Linked DNA regions of Mus musculus: region 1 is linked to region 2. Evidence: chromatin loops called from intact Hi-C (ENCODE). Cell type or tissue: heart. All regions are shown on one strand. Each heading gives the region's core, and the rest is flanking DNA. Links, peaks and the distances in the headings are about the cores only. Region 1 overlaps Camta1 (calmodulin binding transcription activator 1). Region 2 overlaps Camta1 (calmodulin binding transcription activator 1).

Region 1 (11,334 bases), core at 2,145-10,144, 520 kb after region 2:
TTCTCCAGGACAGGAACCTGGTCTGGAGTTGATTCTAATGCCTACCGTTCTCAGTTATGAGATTTACCAGGGGTTTTTGAATCTGCTTAACCTTACCAGTTCCTTGTCGGCTGACGTGGTTCTACTTGCCATACAGCCGACGTTACACAGAGATGTTTTTAATGAGTGTCGGGGATCTGACGTCACGCCCTCACACTTAGACAGCGAGAGGTTCACTCACTGAGCTATCTGCCTGGCACCTTTCTTGCCAGCGTTCTTCTCCGAGCAGACACAAGCCCTTTGTTCTATATGTGGCTCGCAAGGAGGCCCTCCTTGGAAGAAGAACATTGGTAAGAAAGGTCCCTAGCTTGTCACCTCACCTTCACACTCATCTGCAATGTGTCTCATAGGACAGGTGACCTTAATTCAATAAGGTCAAGTTTCTCAATGCTTTGGTGGTGGTGGGGTAGTGGTGGTAGTGGTGGGTGGTGGTGGTTGGGGCTTTTCTGTTTTTGTTTGTGACTGGCCAATATCAAAACAAGGGTTGCTTCAGCCAGAACACAAAAGTTCTATGTGGTTTTTTGCTAGTGTACAGTTTTAAGTCTATCTGTGACTTGCCTAACGATTGTATTTGCTTATGGTGTGAGTATCAATTGAGGATTTTTTTTCTCTCTCTCCTTAATGTGGATATCCAATTTCTCAAGCAGTATGAACTGAAGTGACCGTCTTCTGTCCACAGAGTTGCCTCTGCACTCGCATTGAAAATCGATTGACTGTATGGGTGAGGTTCTATTTCAGGCCTCCTTTATTGGTATCTGTCTCTTTGCCAGGTGCACATTGTCTTGATTACTGTAGCTTGATTCCGAAAAACCAGGTAGGGTGTGTCTCGCAGCTTCATTCTTTGTCCTAATTGTTTTGGCAAGTCTCCCTCCTTTGCCTTTCTGGGTAAATTTAAAAATTCATTTGTTAATTCCTACAGAAAGCATGTCCTGCTGGGATTCTGATCAGAACTGCATTGTGTCTATAGACTGTCTGATCTGGGGGATGCTCACGGGTGCTGACAGCTCGTGGCTACCCAGGCTCCCATAAGTCAGCCCGGTGCCTGGCTCTCCTTCCTGGTCTCTGATCTCTTTCATCAGCCCTTCACAGTTTCCAGAACACGGATCCTGCCCGCATCTTGTTAGATTACATCTGAACATTCTTTTCAGGCTGTGATGCTGTCACAACCCCCACCCCACCCCCCCAGCGGCGCATGGATGCTCCTCAGAAGGCAATTGCTTCTTGCTCTTGTACAAGGACCTGAGTTCTGAGATTAGGGTGCCCCATTCCTGCTGCCTGCTCCCTCCCTGCTCACCCTGGAACTATGTCCTTGGTCTCCAGAGTGCGTTCTGGGAACTAGGTCACTGGGCTACAGTCCCAGACAGACTCTGAGTCACCTTGAAGGAGTGAGTCACTAGCTCTGTAGTTTTCCTCTCCCTGAAATGAGAACTGAGTCACCTGCTCTCTTCTCAGTCTAGGAACACTGGAGCTGGTGACAAGGGCTGCACAGGCCTCGAGCTCCTGCTGGAATAGCTGAAGCTTGAAGAGGCACCGCTGTCCAATCCAGGCGCTGTTATGATCTGCTCGTGGGAGAAGTAGATGCAGGGGAGTGGGCAGAAGATGAGTCAGGAGGCATTAACCCAGCGGGCTGCCCCCCGCCACACACACACACACACACACACATATACACAGTGTCTCCTCAGACCCAGGCTTGGCTTGTTTCCTTCCTCCAACCCCAACTTTCTCTTCTACCCACTGGAACCAGCCTGAGCTTTGTCTGTGTGCGCACACAGCTGCCACAGGGAACCTGTCGGTCTCTCAGGCCATTGCCACCCTGTCCTTATGGGGGTTGGTTGGTTGTCCCATATTCTAAACTAGAGAGAACAAGGAACTCTGATTTACTCTGTGGCAGACACGGGACCCATCAGATGCCTTTGTGGGGACAGAGCCAAGTCACACAGTAGCTCCCTCCAGGTCTCTCGCTCTCCCTCCCCCTCCTGGCCTCAGGTCTGCAGTTAGTCAGGTCTGCAGCAAGCACAAATCGGGCCAGGCCAGTGGGCTATAGTATGAAGAGGGGTGATCAAACGCTGATGGAGAGTCGGGGACACAAGCATTAATTCAAAACTAGAAAAGAATCAAAGGGCAAAACACATCACAGAAACCTTAGAGTGGTCTGCCCTCAGAGTTCCTGCCAGACTCCACTGGTAGGAAATGTCTCCAAGCATTTTCTAGAACCGACAATCTCTATGTTTTATTCTTACACTTAAAAAGGCCCCGGCACAAAAGGTGCTTAGAGTATCTGATGAGTGAATGAATGAATGAACGAGCAAATGAGTGAATGAATAAATGAACATATGGATGAATAAATGAATGAGTGGGTAAATGAATGGGTGAATGAACGAACGAACGAATGAATGAATGAATGAATGAATGAATGAATGAGTGAGTGTTATATGCCAGGGACTCTGCTAGGAATTTGGGGAAAATAAGAAGCTCACAGCTCAGTGAGGGAAGAAGACACAGAAATAACAGTAACACTTGGTGGAGAAGGAGAGATGGCTCCCAAAGTATGTAGTGAAGACAAGAAAACCAGGGAGGGCTTCCCAGAGGAGGTGACTCTGGGCTTTCAAGGAAGCACATGAACTGGTCAGGGGATGTGAGGGAGTCCTAGGGACAGGAGGATTTGGGAATGTAATGGGGGTCCTGCCAACAGAACCTTACAAGTTCTGCCCATGGTGGCTGTCTGAAGACAAGGACATGACCATGGTCCAGCTCAGCCTGAGATGATAGCCTGGGCTGATCCTCTGTGGGGGGGGAGAGGTTGGAGTTGCCTCCTGCCAGCCGTACCGGCCCCTCTGCTGTTCAGTAACTCCCCCTTGCCACAGGGCCACGCGGATGCTGGCTTATTACATAATGGCCAACAGTGTCACTGGAGGTGTCCCTCGACTCTGGCTTCCGAGGGGACCCTGAAAGCCCTAAGTGCTCCCTCCCTAAACACACAGGTGGGGAGTCTCTGAATTTCACAAATACGACCTCTGTGTGCTTGGTGCCCCCCCCAAAGTCGCACAGGTGGGGCTTGACCTCATACTCTGGCTCTTCTCTGTGAATCACTTGGCCAGGCACCCAGGTTAGCAAAGGGGAGCAAGCTGGCCTCCAGCAAGGACACTGCTTCAGCTACCGCCTTCTGAAGGAGGAGGAACAAGCACCTTGTCCAATGCTCCGAAGGCAATCAGAGCAGTTCCAGGATGGACTGCTCTAAAGGACCTTCCCCATAAGGGGAAGCTCCTAGGAGGGCGTCAGGCCCCTGACTCTGGGCTGCCCCGCCCCCTGTAGTGTTTGGAAAGCAGATGCAAACAGCCACGCCCCCCGCTGGGCTTCTTGCCGTGACCCAGTCACATGTGAGAGAGAAGCAAACGTGTTCCACGCGTGCTTTCCTGGCTTTTCTTTTTCTTAAAACAACAACAAAAAGAACATACTTGCTATTTGTGACTTGTGTAGCGATAATTTAGTGGCTAACAGTAACACTGATCCTAGCATCTTACAGTTCTGAACATCTGAAGTCAAACCCAGTCCCAGTCCCACCCCAACCCCAACCCCCTACATAGACATGCCCAGGGCTTTGTCTCCTGACAATCACAGTTCATCCTGCAGGCTCCTACAGGAGGCTTCGGGAGAGACCCTATTTCCCTCCAGTCTCTGGCTTTGGGGCATCTCTTGGCACACAACCACCTGTATTCAAAGCCACAACTCTGCCTTTCTCTGACCTTCCTCTCATCTCAGCTGCACGCCCCCTCTGACCACAGCCAGAGAAGGGGCTCCGCTTCTAGAACTGCCAGCCTCTGCAGTGTCCCATCTGAGTAACCTTCTGGCTCAGGGCCCCAATCCCAACCCAGCTGCACAGTCCCTTCTGCCACGAATGACATTGAGTTGTGTGTTCCAGAGAGGTACGCACGGACATTTCTGAACGGCCATCCTCCTGCCTATGTTAATGTGCTCATGTGGCTCAAAATCAAAGAGGTACTAAAATGAAAGAGGTGTCCACTGAGCGCTCGCTCGCTTGCACCGGCTTTCTTGCCGCGGCCGGTGTTTCTCTGTACTGATGCACATGGCAGTGCACTGGCGCCTCTGCACACGTCCCATCCGTTTGCTCAGAGCTGTGTCATATTTTTTGGATTTAATGAGCTACTCCAGAGAGTGTCTGCCACTGTTGCAGGGAACTTTTTTGCTACCTCCTCTGATTTTACTTTTTCCAAACTCACAGCGCCATAACTCACTGCTGTTGGTTTTTTTCTATGAGAAATACTATATGTGGAGTGCGCCCGTGCATACATCACTTGCTGCTTGCACAAGTACAGACGCGGGACGCATTCCAGAAATGGGATCGCTGAGGCAGAGGGCAAATGTGCTTGCCGTTTCTAGTTTGGTACAGTTCACCTGTCACTCTCCCTCGTCCTTACGTAACCATTGTTTAGCGGTCTGCCACGGTGACCTTGGCTCTTAGTCTCTCATCACTAATGCGTGGTTGTTGGACCATGCTTCGAATGCAATATTGTTTTAACCTTTTGTGTGTTCATGTGTGCAAGTGTGCACATGCCACAGTGTGGATTTGTGGGTCAGAGGACAACCCTGGGAGTCAGTCCTTGCTTTCTACCTTCAGAGACAAGTCTCTCTTTTGTCATTTGCTGCTGTTGTACATCCGGGTAGCTGACTCTCAAATTTCCAGGAAGTCTCCTGTGTCCACCTCTAGGGATGATGGGATTACAGGCACTTATGTCATGTGGATATTGGGGATTTGAACTCAGGTCCTCATGTTTGAATGGTGAGTCACCAGTCTCAATGTGGTATCCACACTGTCCACTCTTCACCCCACCCCTGAAATGCCCTTTGCCCTCCCTTTCCTGTGCAGATCTGGTCCTTTTTGCTATCTCTGAGAGCTCACCCCCATACCCTTCTTACAGAACATGTACTTAGACACTGGCTTTTGGTGTTCCTTTGCTGTGCTGACCCTCTGGTATCCCCAGAAAGACAGCGTCCACAGCACAAACTTCTCTATCTGTATACATCTCTGGAATGCAGTCTTTCTGCCTCCATCAACACAGAGCTGGAGACAGAAGGTTGTATTCTTGCTGTTGTCCATTAGGCAGGGACCTCTCAGCTGCCAGCTTCTTGGGGACTGTCTTCAGTATTCAATGCTATTTCTAGAGTCTGGCTGAGGGTCCCCTGCAAGAAGCCCAGCTGAGCCCTTTCCTTTGGGGCAATGGGAAAACTACTTATAACACACTTTAAGAAAGTCTTTGCCGAACAAGGAAATTGATATAAGCAATTTCAAGTCTCTAATAGAACCAATCTGCACCGGGAAGCCTCCAGTTAATGACCAGCGTAAAATAAAGGTCTTTTTAGTGTAACAGTAGATTATCCATTACTTTTACAGTTGAGCTGGAATAAAAAATATCAGGAAAGTGAGTGGCAGTGGCGTTGAGCAGTATACCTCAGGTCCTTGTGTTTGTGCGGGGTGAGTCTGGGCTGAAGGCTTGCCTCCCTGCTGGCGCCTCTGCCCTGCCCCCTGCAGGTCACTGGGAGGTACTGCCTCCATAGACTGCATCTGAGATCCCCTTTTCTGCTGCAGCAGGATATCCCGTTTGGGTGACAGTCCATTGGCCTTGGATGTCAGTTTTTTCTGCCCGAGCTTCCTTCGTGTGCTAACCTGTAAATGAGGGTGGCACCAAGCGACCCTTGTGGGTGAGTGGTAGGTTTCTGTGAACGCACTCGAGGCTAGCTCAGCGCCCTTGAGGCAGCGCCAGCCTGGCTCGGTTGAGGGAGGAATGCTGCTGGCTGGGGCAGCACCGTCCCAGCAGTTGAGGGCCAGGCAGGGCTACTGTTCTGTACAGAGCTGCGTGGTGGGACGAGAGGGACCTTGGAAGCTTTTGCTGCTGACGGTGAGTAGTGAGTTGTGCCCTTTGAACTTCAGCTCAGGTTCCAGAGAGGCTGGTAGAGCACAGGAAGAGGTTAGACTATAGGAACACGGGCACCCACTACGGGCAACGCTGGGGTTTCGCAGCCGTGTAGGCTCAATGCCTGCTCTCCCAAGAGACTTTGGGAGAAATCGTAAGTCTCTAGGTTGCTGGAGGATGGGGGATGGGAAGGACCCCATCAAGTCCTCAGGCAGCGGCAAGGAAAGGCATGTGGAAGTCTGGTGACCATGGCTCCAGCACCCCTAACAGGAGCACCAAGTCCAGACAACGGCAGGGAAGGGGGTTGTGTTAGGGCATAGTTTCCACTTTAGGGAACTCAAAGTGCTGTTCTGAGATTGGGGGTGGGGAGGGGAGTGGAGAACAGAAGCTACCATGGAGGTCGAGTGTCCAGCCCAGAGGTGCAGCCAGGATGCGGACAAGACTCTTTTAGTGTGCTCCTGGGAAATGCCCTCACAATAGCCTTTGTTTTGTCTCTGTCGTGGTAAAGTGCTCATGGCCAACACACACACACAGAGGAATGCACACGCTTGCACATACACACATATGTATGCTATACACATACATACTGCAGACACACCACACATGTATGCTGGAGGCTGACTTCTCTGCACTATATACATACATACCACATATGTGAACACACTGTGCACATATACACCACACACACATGAAACACGTGCACATGCTATACATGTACATACCATATATACATCACACACTATACACATATATACAGCACACATCACACACAAGTACAATACATATACACACCATCCACTGGCACACATACACATACTATAGACATACACACCATGCACATGTATATACACTATACTATACACATAAACACACATATATGTCACACACAAATACTACACATACACACCATTCACACACAAACATGTCACACACATGCACAAATACCATATACATACATACATATCACATGCACATACCATAATACAGATACATAATGCACATACAGATAACACAAACACACACAAAGAACCCATACCACATACTATACATCTTCATACTGTGCACACATAGATACTACACACACATATACCACACATACTATACACATACATACAGCATGCATGCACAGACATCACACATACACATATATATCATGTGCATGACACACACATATATCACATGCCACAAGCAAGTTCTTACAGAGGCTAAGCATTTTGTCCAAGGTATAGGAGTTTTGATACCTAATGCTTTTTGTCTTTCAAAGTAGTATGTATGTATGTATGTATGTATGTATGTATGTATGTATGTAAGAATGTATGCGTGCATGCCATGAAGTTCATGTGGAGTTCAGATGACAACTCAGAAGGATTGGCTCTTTCTTTCTACCATGTGGGTTCCAGGGATCAAACTCAGGTTGTCAGTCTTGATGGCAAGCACCATTATCCACAAGCCATCCCACCAGCACCTACTTAGCGTTTATGAAAAAAAATCTCTAAGGGGAAAGAGCAAACTCCCCACCTGGGGTTCCAAGTTCTTCTCCTCTCAGATAAATTGTCAAATGCGTTTAGAGCTTATGGGCCTTCTCTGTTGGCCTGAGAGCCAAGGCCTGGACCTGTTTGAGGGGCACAGGCCACGTAAGCCATGGAGCATGATGAACCCAGTGTGCCAGGTCTATTGGTGGTCAGCCACTGCCTTGAGGCAATGAGCTTTTAAGGGATGGTGACTGGAAGCTTGGTGGTTCAAAGAACAGGGGATCTTGACCTCATAGTCTCTCCTCCTTGCAGAAAAGCATTCAGGTCAAATGGCAGTTGGTTTAAAGTTGAGCTAGGCCCTAACAAAATACCTGGCAAAAGTGGTTTAGGGACAGAGGGGTTATTCAGCTCACAGTTTCAGAAAGTAGCATCCATTGTGCAGGGAAGGCAGGGTGCCAGGAGCTAGGCAGCTGGTCACACCCATTGGAAGACAGGAGAGGAGTGCTGTGCCCAGCCCCCTTCTTAATCCTTCTGGGGTCCCAGTCTCTGGGGTGCTGCCCCCCACATTCAGAGTGGGCCCTCCCTCCTCAGTTAAATCTCTCTGGAAGCATCCTTAAACACGTGCCTAAAGGTGTGCGCCCTAGATGCACGGTTACACTGGGAGCCACCATAAGACAGAACTGGGAGTGGAAAGTTGGGAGTCGCTTGCTCCAAGGCAGCCTGTCAGAAAATAGAAAACCTGTGGGAAGAGGGAGAGCCACAGCCAGGGAAAGTGACCCTGAGAAAACCTGTGGCGAGTGAACTCCCCGTGGCTGAGCAGTGTCAAGGCTGCTTCAGCAAGGTGGCCTAAGCACTTAGATGGTCAGAACCCCGACAGTGGTCAGGAGTCTTCACAGGGCTCAGAGCCTGCTGCATGGCATTGTGGGTAAGCTTTCTGGCTCACAATCCCTGATTCAGCAACACCTTCAGGAAGACCCTGATGAATATTCATGGCCAGCAACTATGGACTGCAGAGCATGTCCATCACAGCTCGCGGTGTAGATCTCCTGACTGGAGAGTCCTTGAGCACGGACCACACAGTGACGTGTCTGTATCAAACATGGCTGCTGTGCACATAGCCCAGGAGGCTGCAAGCCCCTCACGACATCAAAATGCAAGTACCACTGAGACCCCAGGCCGTGGGAACCTGACATGCTCTGCCGGTGGTGTCGCATACTACACGTGAAGGACATTTTCCCAAGATCCCTGGAAGACTCGTGAGTCTCTAGTGTGCATAGCAGGTGTGTGTGCTCACGAGTATGTGCACGCCTTTGAGTATCTCTTTGCAGAGCCGCGTAGATTCCGTGGTGCACAATACTCTCATCACAGTCGGCCTGGATCCCAGGCAGCTGTCTGCTCTGTTCCTTGGGATAACGAGACAGCAGCTGACTCAGAATAGACCCCCACCTCCTTCACTGGCAAAATCACCCAGCTGCATTTGGCAGGGGGCAGGGCAGTGCCTGGGGTAGGTTTTTTTAGACATTTCAAAGCTTCCCCAGGCTCTGTGCACTAGCGTAAGGGCTCAGACACTCCTTGAACACAGTGCCTGGGTGTGACCCAGCCTGACACCCAATGCCATTGTTCAGGAGGCCCACTGGAGCCCTCTGCCTGTCTAGGATACACCACCACTGTGAATGGCTACCATCTTCCATCCACGGAAGCAGTCCTCTGACTATAGGAAAATGTCTGTTTGGGCTGGTGAGATGGCTCAGTGGGTAAGAGCACCTGACTGCTCTTCCGAAGGTCCGGAGTTCAAATCCCAGCAACCACATGGTGGCTCACAACCATCCGTAACGAGATCTGACTCCCTCTTCTGGAGTGTCTGAAGACAGCTACAGTGTACTTACATATAACCAATAAATAAATCTTAAAAAAAAAAAAGAACTAGAATTAAGTTTAATTAATTAAATGACAAACACAATGCCCACTGGAAGGGAACACTTCTCTCTTCCGTGCTGATGGAGAGGACCGAAGCCACCCTTAACAGCAGCCAGCCGTGTGAACTTCATAAGGAGGGGCCAGTTCGAAGAGATTCGTGGTCTGTTGTCAGACTGTGTAAATATGTCTGAAGGGTGAAGGGATGAGCGATTACGATAGAATCCAGACAGCTTTTGGATGTGACCCAAGGAAAACGAGTCTGAGATCCTAGGACCCCTGTGGACCTTCCCAGCCCCTTCCCTGCTTTGCCATCAAAACCTAGAAATCACAAGGCCCTGTAGCACACACGCACATGGGCATGAGCACACACGTACATACACACAGAGATCATAGAAATAAAATATGTGTGGTTGGTAGGCTTTAATGCTCTGCCTGTCTAACTCCAGGTTCCTACTCTCTAGAGCATGGTCTCCCTATAGGCTCCGAGCTTCCCGACATTGGCAGGATATGCCAATGTCCTCAGTTTCCCCATCTGGAAACTAAAACTAGTTCAGTTGTATCTTCAGCGCCCCCTGTTGGCCACTGTGAGGACTAGTCGCTGTGAAATGGTCAGAAGGGAGGACCCGTGCCCGTGCAGGGCCCTGTGTAGACTTTGGATATATTCATGTCTGAGCCCACAGTATACTCCTCGGAACCCGGATTTGAGGAAGTGTGTTTTTCAGGGGTTGACCACCTCAGGGATGATAACTACAAATCAGGATCTTGAGAAAGGGACTCGCGTGGGGTCTGGAGAGAGAGCCAGGGCAAGGCTGCTCTCAGCCCCAGCTACAGCAGCCTGAGTGGTGTGGGCACGCCTGCTTGCATACACCCAGATGGGCACGTTCTGTTGACAATCATCTGGAAGTCTGCCTCAGGTCCCCTCCCCCCCCACCCCCACTCCACCCCCGCCGCCTTTTCCTTTCAGTGAGATGGGAACACCTGGGCATTTTTAGCCACAGTAGCTTTTGTCAATGAATATAAATCTTCCAGTCACCAAAATACTTACTCTGCCTCAGTTTCTTTATCAGCAAAATGGGCTACTACATCTCTTGTCCATCTCCTAGGGGCAAGGTGAGTTAACTGTGAGTTAACTTGAAAAACGTCATAGAACCAGCTGTCTGGTGCTTCTGAGATTCTATATGTGTTCTACATTCATTCGTTCATTCATTCGTCATTCATTCGTTCATTGGTATGTGTCATAGAGGAAAGTGATCTTAAGGTAGAGTACTGTCTCAGTTAGGGTTTTACTGCTGTGAAGAGACACCATGACCAAGGCAATTCTTATAAGGACAACATTTAATTGGGGCTGGCTTATAGGTTCAGAGGTTCAGCCCATATTCATCACGTCAGGAACATGGCAGCATCCAGGCAGACATGGTGCAGGAGTAGCTGAGAGTTCAACATCTTCATCTGAAGACTGCTAGCAGAATACTGACTTCCAGGCAGCTAGGATAAGCCCACATCCACAGTGCCACGCCTACTCCAACAAGACCACACCTTCTAATAGTGCCACTCCCTAAGCAGAGCAAATACAAACCATCACATGATCTAAAGGTAGAGTAGGCACAAGGATAGACAGGCAAACACTTTGAGAGGGCTCTTAGGGTCTCTATTAGTCAAGTGAACTATCCATCCTTCAAGAATTGCCCAATGGCACCTCCTCCTTAAGGCTGCAGGAGGGTCATGGACTGCTTAACAGTACAGTACCAGGTGACAACTTTCAACAGAGGATTTCTCTGCATGCTCAGGGGTGTACAGGACAGTTTTGCATGCTCAGGGAGTGTAAAGTAGGGTCTTGAATGTTTATGAGTTGTACAGTAGGGTCTTGCATGCTTAAGATGGGTGAAGCAGGATCTTGCATGTTCAGGGGTATGCAGTAGGGTCTTGTGTGTTCAGGGGGTATGCAGTAGGGTCTTGTGTGTTCAGCGGGTATGCAG
Region 2 (11,334 bases), core at 1,109-9,108:
ATTCTTCAGGTACAGTTAACAATCCTCTGCCTCGCCTTGTGCTGTGGTGCAGGCTGATGTATGTAGTGAGGGTAGGGGTGTTCTGGTTCTGAGTCTTTGTCCATCTTGCTTTAGGAAGGGGTGCCTAGTTCCCTTCCCCCTTCCCTCCATTCCTCTCTCTCTCCCTTCCTTCTTCCCTCCCTCCCTCCTTCCCTCCCTATGTTTTACTCAGGTTTAGGGACAAAATTGTTCAGACACAGTCATATTTTCTTTTAAATGCCATCATGAGTGTAGTACTCAGTTGTCCTGTGAGTGTTAGAATTGTCGTTAGAAGATGGGGTGGTCAGCCACCCTGTAGTATTTGTCATACATGAGAAGGTGCATATACAATGAGCACAGCCTGTACTACTCTCCATAGTAAATGTTGTCCATCAGTGTGTTTAGACACTATGTTCATGTTCTCTTTCTCTGACTAGAGCATCATAACTTGTAGAATGCTATCTATGGTCTCCTGTAAAAACTGGTAATGTTTCTTGAACATTTTTAAAATCTCATTATTCTTGATTTAAAAAGAAATACTACACACTCCAGTGCAGAGAGGCCCAGCCAGTCACATTAATCCCACTTTACACACCCCCACACCCATTCTCTCTCACTCATACTCTCTTTTTCACACCCACATCCACACACCCACTCTCAAACTCAACTCTCTCTTTCACACACACACACTCACACTCACTTGCTCACTCGCTCGCTCGCTCACTCACTCACTCAGAGGAATGCTCTTAATTTTTCAGATGGTTGACATAGCATAAAGATGGAAGGACCGAGGTATCTTTAGTTTTACGGGCTCTTAGGTGTTCATTCCATTGGTCTGCTCATTTTCTGATGTGGTTGCATGTTTTTTAAAGTGCGTAAGTCCTTTGCTATTTTGGAAAAGTGCAGTAACTTTTTCCCCCCTTTAGATTTAGCTGGGCCTTTCAAGTCATGAGATGTCCCTTCCTGAAACTGTTAGCAAAGGGTGACTTTGAAGGAGGTGTTGGCCTGGACTGTCTTCTTCCCTCTGCTTTCTGCAGGGTAGCTTTGCATGCACAGTGCCGTGCTTTGAAAGAAATGCCAAGCATGGCAGTCCTTGGAGACAAAGTAAGTCACGTTATGCTGTTATGCTGTGCTTCCTCATGCCAACCGAAACACCTCTTTAACTCCTCCCCTAAATACAGAAACAGTAAATGTAGCGAAATAATCTCCAACAAGGCAGCAGGCCATCCTGAAGGCTAGTTCTGATGACTCTTGTGAGTTTAGTCACTAGCTTGGGCTGGGCCACAGTTGGTACCTTTGGTATGTATTCTAAGGGGCATTTTGCATCCTTTCTGAGAGTCTCTCTTCCATTTTTCCTTATCAGTTACTACAAGGTAACACCTGCCAAGCAGCTTATTTTTTCCTTTTTATTCCTACTTAGTAGTTTGAAGAAATACAGGCAATGGTTACTTACTGTGTCCTCTCAGGAGTTCTGAATATGTTTGAGAATTGTGTGGTGACTTCCATGAAAGTGCAGGCCACCACGACTCTTTGGCCACGTCACTGGACACTTGTTAAACCTAGAATCTGTTGGGATGGAGAAGCCAGATATGTGATCCTGTGTAACTTGCATCAGTGAGACTTGTGTGTGTGATGGCAGAGCTATGTGCAGATGCTTCCAGACGCACTCTTCCTTTCTATCACCATCTTTGTCCCTTCATGTTGGTCGGCTGGCCTTGACTACTCTATGTGCTTGCGGATGACCTTGAACTTCTACCTGCCAGCCAGGTTCGGGGTTACAGACATGTGCCTCCATTTTTGGTTTAGAGGTGCTCATTCTACTGATCCTCTCCCCTCCACTCCTTGTTTCTAGCTTTTAAACATATATTTTAGTTTTCTTTCATCAGGGTTGCTTGAGACTGTCAAGAATTATTTCTGAAGGCATGTGAGTAAAGGCAGGGATTTCTGTCTTTGTAAATCTTAGTCCCTTTCTGAAGGGTCTATGTCCCCTCTTGGTTTTTGGGAATCATAAGAGATTCTTAGGAAGTGAAGTGATAAAATCAGCCATCAGCGATTGGGACAGCCTGACAGAACAGTGGAATGCCAACTCGCTATTCACCACAAAGTTGTTGATGGCCTTGGTGAGCCTAAAATGTGTTTTCCTTCCCTTCATTTAGAAAGTACTTGAGATAAAATAGTTTTTAGTGAAGAAACTGTAGTTTGGTGGAAGTTTAGCAGAATGGAACATTTCAAAACTAGATTCAAGATAAGAATTTTTATTATGAATCCACAAGGGGGTAGTGGTGTTCTATCAAAGGTGCTGGTGGAAGCTGAGGTGATCGCCAGCATTCCAGATCTGTAGATAAAACTGGCGTGTTTGCATTTTAACTTAATAAGATCTCCTTTTCAAAATGTTTATTGGCAGAATTGTTTATTGCTTAAATTAAAAAAAATCCATTTTGGTGAATGTCTATTTTAAGCTGTGGAAATGGTTATTTGTACCATAGCACAGATAGTGAGACTGTCCTTGTAGTCCTGTGTTGGGAGAGGTCACAAAGGCTCTGAGACCACTGATGGTTTCTAAGATTGTAATAATCTTAACCTTAGGGATCAACAACTGTGGCTTAAGTGTCTTGAATAGAAGGATTTAAAAAATTGTGTCTAAACTTTATTCTTAGTGTTCTGCCAAAAGATGAAAACTGTGAACAATCTTACTCCTAGATGCTTTAATACTTCTGAATGAATCAAAACTTTGTGTTAATAGATTGCTTGCATTGTAACATAAAAGTATCCTTTCCCTAATATAAAAATCCAAGTTGTTCTGGAGGCCTGTGAGTCTTACCTGCTTGTTTAGAATTACTTATGATCAGGTGTAGTGTGGCAGAGCCAGCTATTCTTGTTGCTGTTGTGTGCTCTTTGTAAGTATAGGCCAATGGTGGGAGAAAGGTGTTAGTTTTTTTTTTTAATTTATTTTTTAAATTTTTAAGATTTATTTTATAAGTACACTGTAGCTATCTTCAGACACACCAGAAGAGGGCATTGGATCCCATTACAGATGGCTGTGAGCCACCATGTGGTTGCTGGGAATTGAACTCAGGACCTCTGGAAGAGCAGTCAGTGCTCTTAACTGCTGAGCCATCATCTCTCCAGCCCTGGGAGAAAGGTTTTTTTTTTTTTTTTTTTTTTTTTTAACAGCTTATTTTATTATTTGTGTGTTTTGTGTGACTCTGTGTGAGCTCTTGATTGTGGATGCTGGGAGCCCAACTCTGGTCTTCTAGAAGAACAGCACGTTCTCTTCAACTGCTAAGCCATTTCTTCAGTCCCAAGTGGAGAACAGTTTTATGATGGACCCCACCCCCACCCCCGGACATCCCCACACTCCTAAATCTTTATAAAGTGCAAGTATTAACTCTAACCACCTGAAATAGTTGGGCCATTCACAAGCAGTGCTGATTTGTGCCTCATGCATTGCCTGTTTCTCATTTCTGGGCTAGCAAAGGTTTTTCTGTTACCTCACCTTTCTTCATTCGTTCTGAGCAAGGAGGGGCTGACTTACGTCCTTTCTTCACTAAGTGACTTTGAGTTAACATCCCTAAAGACAGGTGCACACTTTCTTGTGTCCTTCAGCTCTGAGAGTTGAGCTATGACGTCAGCATTTTCATTCATGAATTTTGTGCTTCCATTTTTTTCTTTGTGTTTTTGAATTGGCATATTCACATATCAGTTTGCCATCAGTCAGTTCATAAGTCAACCATGAAAGATAAAACAAGAGATGAAGCACTACAGTTGTTAGATAATGCTGTAGTTGCTCCTGCTGGTTGGTCTGCAGCAATTCAGTTTGGGCAAGGTTGCTGGCCAGACAGCTTGAGGTCTAAAGCAGTAGTTTTAATTAGGTTCTGATTTTTGTGTTGAGCTGTGTTGTGAACATATTGATACAAAATTTGTGTTTTTGCTATAAGGTTAGAGTGCTATGCCATGTTTCCTTTGTTACAGAGAATATTTATTGTGTCATTTGCTGAATTGGAGGATTCTGCTTCATTTCACAGAGGCAGGCTGGGCTCAGATCTGCTGCTGTTGCAGAGCATGTGGGCTACTCTGAGCATTTGGTTACTCTTGAAGTATTTCAAATATCTTGATTATTTTATGGTTTTAACATTTCTGGTTTTGATATACTGTTGTTGTGGAAGGCATAACATCCCGAGTTAGAGTCAGATTTCATTTCTCTGGATTGTACCCTCATGTAGCTATGGGATGGAGCTTCTCCTCCAGGGAGGTTGCTGTTTGAAATCTGACCCAGTGAAGACAGTCTTGAAGGACTCTCACTTGAATTTTTCTCTGTAGGGCCAACACAGAGGCTGGGCGTCTGGCTTCTGGCATTGTTCAAGCCTATGTTTGATGAATGGTTAGCTCTAAACAAGTTAATTTTCCTTGCTTTCTTGTGGGGGGTGCGGGGGGGGGCTTTACTGATTTTCTGACTATTTAATTGGCAAGGACATTTAAAAATAGCATATGTTACTTCTAGGCTGTGCCATTTATAGCTCAGTTCATGGTTAGAGTGGATGATAAAACTATAGTCATTGCAGTTGATACCTCTTTCTTAAACTGTGTGTGTGTGTGTATGTGTGTGTGCGTGCGCACTCACTATGAGATGAACTAAGGACTTTGCCAATGTATCTTACTCTGGAATTTTTTTAATACTAAGCTTCATTTTGTGTGTTCATGTGTAAATCCTATTTACAGCTCACAGCTTTTTAGAGATCCTCTAGAGGTACAGAGCTCTGAAAGGTACAAAGTTTTATGTTCAATATTTTGTTTTGGGGGCCAGCTAGATGGCTTAGTGAATAAGGGCTTGTCACCAAACTTTCTACCAAACATGGTAGAAAGAGAACTGACCTCCTCGGCAAGTTTTGCTCTGACCTCCACATGTCTCCCCCACCATACAAATGAAAATGATTACACAGGGAGCCCAGAAGTTAGCTTCTGGTGTGGTGCCTTCCAGCTCTTTGAGACATTCAGCCTGGAGCTAATTGCGTACAGTGGCAGGCCACAAAGCCCCAGGGATCCATCTGAGTCAACCCCCCAGTGGTGGAAATGTGCTGGTGCACCCAGTTTTTACATGGGTGCAAAAGCACTTTACTGATTAAGCTGTTTTCCCAGACCCTGGGGGCAGCATTTTAAGCCATGTGACATCTCAGATACATTTCCTTATATCCTTATGATGGAACTTTATATGTTTTGAGTGGTCTGATGGTAACAGATGAGTGACTTCTCTGGGAGCTAGGTTTTGTTTTTTTGTTTCTTTATTTTGGTACATGTACTAAGGGGAAGAAAGCAGTTAGCTTCTGGATATGCATTTGAAGGCACACATTTCAGTTGTTATTTTTCCTAAGAGATAAATAGTTTTGATAATTATTTAAATATTTAGAATTATGGCATTGTGTATTCACATGTGCATGTGACTGTATGTGTTTACATATAGTACATGTAAAAATTCATTGTGTAGGTACAAGTTTTCCCCTTGAAGGGCTGGGTATAGGATGCAGGGCTTTGTGGAAGCTACCACTCAACTATTAGTAATGTTGAAGACAGGAATCATTTTTATTATATTTAAAGTTTGCTCTTACATTTAAAAAAATTGATTCATGTGTTTTGGTGTTTTTCTTGGATGTATGTTGTATACCACTCTGTGTCAGAAGTATTGGTTCCCTAGAACTGAGTTACAGAGAATTGAGAATACCATGTGGGTGTTAGGAGTCAAACCTGGGTCCTCTGGAAAAGCAGCCAGTGCTCTGAGCCACTGAGCATCTTCTCAAGCCCTGGGGATTTAGTTTTCAATGATTATACTTTTAATTATGTGTGTGTACATGAGTGAATGAGAGTGAGTACCATGCCTTTGCAGGTCCCAGGAAGGTGTTGGAACTTCCTGGAGGTGGATGGTGGTTGTGAGCTACTGACATGGGTGCCGGGAACTGATCTCTATAGAGTCCTGGAAGAACAGTGTGTGCTCTTAACTGTTGAGACATCTCTTCAGCCCCAGGTTTTGTTTTTGGTTATGATTTAACATTATGTGGTAGGGGAGACATAGGAAGGTGAGAGGAGTCTGTTCTCTCCTCCATGTGGATTTCAGGGATCAACCTCAGGTTCCGTCAGGCTTGGTGGCTAAGCCATCTTGCTGATCCCAAGAAGGGACTGTTTACTTTGTTAAGACTTTGTAATTTTCAAAACTGTGTCCCTCCGTAGGATGTCTGAAAAGTTGGGGGCTTCAATGATTAGGTTTTACATATTGGAGATGTCTCTTGGCATCAGCATTCTTGTCCTTTCCTTCCCTGAATCAAGCAGTGATAAGCTAATCTGCTGACTTCTAATAAGCCCCCGTGGTTCCTGGGTAGGGCTGCTTCTTCCCCTTAGTAGAGGGGTGACCTTGGACTAAGGAGCTCCACCAGCAGGGTGCTCCTGACTTTGATGCTACTTTTGGGGCCAGAGGTAGAAGCCTCTCTCTTTGGCCTCCTTATCTCTTGTCCTTATCAGACAATTCCCATGCATCCATTTGTTATTTTTGACTCTGGCTCCTCTCCCCATCTTGCCTTTCCCAGACCTCAGCTCTGTGTCATGAGTTAGTTGGTAATGATTGTAAGGAGATTGTTCAGATGGATAAAGTGCTGTCCTAGAAATGACCTCTGAAAGTTCTCCCCATTCTTCCTCAGGATGGTACGGGAGTGAAGGTGGATAGATGCAGTTTACTTTGCAGCTCCCTTGCTGATACTGGCTGCTCTGTGGGACTTCTTTTTTCCTTTGAAGTTCTTATACCAGGTCAAGAATAAATATGTAGGCTTACACCTTGACAGGGGAGTTTGAAGTATAGCCTCTGAGGTACCTCCTTTATGCTTGCTGTACATAGAAATGCCCCCTCTGTCTAAAGAAAGTTAAAAAAAAATTGTTAAGGTTTTTACTGAAGATTTTCAATACAGAAACAGTCTTCTTAGGTATCCTCTGTGGTGGATTTAAAGCCTTTATTTAGGTATGAATGAGGGTTTATACTTTTAGAAAGTAGACTTAAATACTTAAAGACTTAAATATATGACTGCAGTTGAAAAAGTATTATTTGCTGACCCCAGACATGTGTGTTCAAGATAGTATTTATATTCATTTAGCTGTGTTTTTTGGAGTTGATTAATATAAGCGTTATTAAAATGTATTGATTGCCAGTAATTCAGTAAACACAGACTCTCCTATTAAACTTGTTGTGGGTTGGGGAGTTGCTGTGGTCTGCTGCAGTCAATAGTATAGCATCTTTGCTTAGACACAATCCCTGGGCTGTGCCAGGTCGTGCGTTGTGGGACGTTTTGAACATAATTCATGTTTTGAGTTTCTTTTGTACTTAACGATACAGGAGGAGAAGTTCAAGTTCCTGGTGTTCCTGTAAATATTCTTTGCCTTGTCCCATCTCTGCTGTTAGGAAATATGCTGGCTGAGTCTTTTGCTTTGACACAGCTTCAGAGGCGGTTTCTTGCTCATTTAATTTTATTGATGGAGGCTGTTGTGCTATAACATCGAGGGGTGGCGAGTGGGCACTCAGAGCTTTTAAGGACTTGTGTTTCTTCCTAGGGGTCCTCCAGAAATTGATCATCGATTACTTGACCAAATTTAGAGCCCAGAATTTACTGCAGGCATTTTGGGTGGGAAGAGACTTGTGTTTTCTGTACCAGTCACATTATCCTACGTGTAAGCCATTGCTGCTTGTGCAGGTGCCCTCTGATGGCAAGTGTGGTACTGAGATGGCCTCTCAGCCTGAGCAAACACCGTGATGACTCTCGTCTGTCCTCTTGGTCTGTTCCTCTGGCCTCTGTAGTTATGCCATATCGTTACCTGCTCTGGTGCTTCAGTTGCGGTGCCTGCTCGATGCTGTTTTCTGCATATTTTGCCAGGCCTGCCCTGCAGAGGTTCATTTGATGAAGGAGCAGAGATAGAACTGGTGATTCAGTAAAATAATAAAAACTTAGGATCTTTCTGAATGGTTTTAATGCACAGTATGGGGTGCTGCCACTACCTTGTGTGTTCAGAGATTACTACAACAGTAAATTGTGTATTGGGTATGTTGTAGCACCACTGACAGAAGAGAAGGCCATGGTGAGGTCTCATTCTGGGCTAGTCAGCCAGGTCTGCAGAGTGTTTCTAGACTAGCTCTACATAGTGGAATCTTGTTTCAGAAAGAATAAATGCATTTTGGGTTGCAAGAGCCTGGCCACATAGGCCAGGTTCAGTGGGGGCAGTTCTAGTACTAAGGCTTCTGGGACACCGTAAAGCAGCAAGACTCTGGGACTGCCCTTGGTATATCTACACTAGAAGCTTTTTCTAGGGACACTTGGGCTGAGCTGGGATCCCATTTTCCATGCCAAAGCTCTTCTCTCTTCTGTTGCCTATTAGTTTTCTAGCAAGGAGGCCTTCTTCGTTTCTTAGCTTAAGTTAAATGCGGCTGTTGTCTGCTGTGGCCACCAGTCATGGCTCGAGCATGTCTTGACTCTAGTGCTCATCATTATCTGACTTCACCTTTGATGGCTCAGGAGGTACAGAAAATTAAGACAGAGTTGGACTGAATCTTGTTTTGTGTCCAAACACCAGGTTTTTGTCTTGGTGGAGGTGGGCTAAGATGAGTGATGACATAGAGGGGCTAAGCAGAGAAGAGATTGTGCCTTTGTAGCAGGGGTCATGGCATCTTAAACTGGCTCCATCAAGTAGTGTAAATGATACTGTGCCGCTTACTGTGCCTCCAAGCCTGACCACCTGAGTTTGATCCTTTGAACCTACATGGTAAAAGGAGAGAACTGACTCCTGAAGTTATCTAACCTCCACAACAGAGGTGCACACACAAACAAACAAATGTCATAGAAAATGTTTATTGTAGCTACAGATGGGAGGCTGAAGGTATTGGTCAGCTGTCCTTGGTGTATGAGAAATAAATCATTTCTGGATGTGTGACTGTCCAGAGCGTGCGCTTTGACTGTGTAAAGTGGGTGCCCAGGGTACGGTGGTTTGTGTGCTTTCTGCCTTGTGGGCGTTCCCAGCTATGTCAGACATTTTTTGGGGGATGGGTGTCACTGTCAGCTGAGGTCTCATAGTTCATATTTTTGTGTGGACTTCATTTCCTTTCCCCTGGTTATGGACAATCAGCTTAGTGGTTGAAGTTTTGCATCCTTAGGTAAACTTGGAAGACATGGGCTAGAGAGAAGACTCAGTAGTTAAGAGTGCTTTCTGGTTTTGCTCTTACAGAGGGCTTGAGTTCAGTTCCCAGTACCCACATTCCAGCTCTGGGCAATCTGTAGGTGACTGCATTCATTTGTATAAGCTACACACATATGCACCTAATTAAAGATAATAAATATAAATTCTAGAAACAGTGGAAGGCAGTGCCCTGAGAATGGGTATGGGAGGAGGAACCCAGATGTGTTTGTGCCTGTGGCCACTTGTGTGCACCTCATTGGGCACCTCTCCTTCCTGTCCCCTGATCTCTCTTTTTCTTCTTCTTCATGATTTCTCATAGAATTATAGAAAGTACATTGAAGACTTTGAAAGAACTGTTTGGAAGACTAAAGGGTGGAGAGCCTTCGAACTTTCCACACCTACAGGGGATTAGCAATCGGTGTTTCATAGTGATGACCTTGAGTAGATAGTGTGCAGGGAGCATTGCTCAGCATTGTGCTCTCCCCAACCAAAGGAGGAGGTAAAGGAATCGATTCTCTGTGTGTGTCATATCTCTCTCTCTCTCTCTCTCTCTCTCTCTCTCTCTCTCTCTCTCTCTCTCTCTCTCTCTCTCGGAGCTGAGGCTGACCTAGAAGTCTGTGTGTATATAGCTGAGGCTGGCATTGAACTTCTGGTCCTTCTGCCTTTACTTCCCAGCGTGCTGGGATTACAAGTGTCACTACCCACAGCTTGATTTCTTTTTTAAAAATAGCATTATTAAGATAGATTTTATACATCACATATACCCTGTGACCATTTTTGTTACAGTTGTGCAGCTGTCTCCAAATCCACAGCGTTCTCATTACTCCAGAAAGAAAACCTGCTAAAATCAAATCACACTGCAAAAATGTATGAAAATGTCATAATGAAATGGATTATTTTGTACAATTAATGCACAAATAAAATTTTGTATGTTTTAGGAGGCATCCCCCATTCTTCCCTTAACTTGAGCAGTTACTAATCTGCTTCCTGTCTTGATGGGTTTGCTGGTTTGGACACCTCATAGCTGTGGATTTATGGTATCGTGTTGTGTGACTGATGATGCTCTGAAGTTCATGTCTCTTTACCCCTTTTTGGGGTGCCAAATCCTGTAACTGTCTGCCACATTCCAAGTATCTATTCACCAGTCATTGAGGTTGTGTCATCAAAGATGTTCTGTGTCCTCTTGGTTACCGTGCCTAAGATAGAAATGCTATTTTATAGCTTACTCTGTTATTAAAGAACCTGGATTCTTGTGCGATGTGGCTGCTCTGGAGTGTGCTCCTAGCAGCAGGACTGAGGGTTCCAGTTCCTCCCTTGCTAGCTAACACTTGCTACTGTCTGTCTGTCCTTGCTGTTTCTCCTGGTTCTTGTAGACGGGAAGTTAACTCTCAGTGTGGTTTTCATGGGTATCTCCCAGTGACTGATGTTGGGGTCTGCTTGGAGGTGCATGGGAACGTGCTGTCTTCTGAGGTGTGTGGGGATGTGTGTCTTCTGAGGTGTGTGGGGACGTGTGTCTTCCGAGGTGTGTGGGGACGTGTGTCTTCTGAGGTGTGTCCGGGGATGTGTGTCTTCTGAGGTGTGTCCGGGGATGTGTGTCTTCTGAGGTGTGTGGGGACGTGTGTCTTCCGAGGTGTGTGGGGACGTGTGTCTTCTGAGGTGTGTCCGGGGATGTGTGTCTTCGGAGGTGTGTGGGGACGTGTGTCTTCTGAGGTGTGTGGGGACGTGTGTCTTCTGAGGTGTGTGGGGACGTGTGTCTTCTGAGGTGTGTGGGGACGTGTGTCTTCTGAGGTGTGTGGGGATGTGTGTCTTCTGAGGTGTGTGGGGACGTGTGTCTTCTGAGGTGTGTCCGGGGACGTGTGTCTTCTGAGGTGTGTGGGGACGTGTGTCTTCGGAGGCATTCCTGTTTTTACTCTCAGTTATCGTTTTCCTGCTGGATTGGAAAAGTTCTTTCTACATTGTGACTATCAGTTCTTAATCAGATATTTTCTTCCATTTTGTGGGCTCTCTTTTCACTTTCTTGATTCTCTTGAGGCACTTTGATAAGGTGTTACCCCAGTCAGTTGTCATCACAGTTAAGGAGGCAAGGCCTCGTCCAAGGTCATGAAACCCATTCCCATG

Evidence for each region. Peaks named below come from ENCODE experiments on the same cell type or tissue, not always from the same donor. Only the 100,000 strongest peaks of a DNase experiment are listed, where the experiment ranks them.
Region 1: it touches region 2 in a loop (2.4-fold over the local background); 7 of 42 quality-filtered maps call a loop at or near these places.

The regions. Positions count from the first base shown.
Region 1 is chr4:151,329,784-151,341,117 of GRCm38, reverse strand. The region is part of intron 5 of Camta1 (calmodulin binding transcription activator 1); the gene reads left to right. Among named protein-coding and RNA genes, the nearest start is that of Gm45960, 110 kb to the right of the region's middle. In heart, for the core only: CTCF peaks have their summits at 5,580 (motif pointing left) and 9,912 (motif pointing left); no DNase peak of the experiment used is centred there; H3K27ac peaks cover 306 bases; H3K27me3 peaks cover 2,327 bases.
Region 2 is chr4:151,845,121-151,856,454 of GRCm38, reverse strand. All of the region lies in intron 1 of Camta1 (calmodulin binding transcription activator 1), which reads left to right. Gm42357 (a long non-coding RNA gene) reads right to left here. Exons shown (of 3, transcript XR_881602.3): 2 at 1,472-1,584. Among named protein-coding and RNA genes, the nearest start is that of Gm42357, 9.2 kb to the right of the region's middle. In heart, for the core only: CTCF peaks have their summits at 2,283 (motif pointing right), 3,029 (motif pointing right) and 5,081; no DNase peak of the experiment used is centred there; H3K27ac peaks cover 786 bases.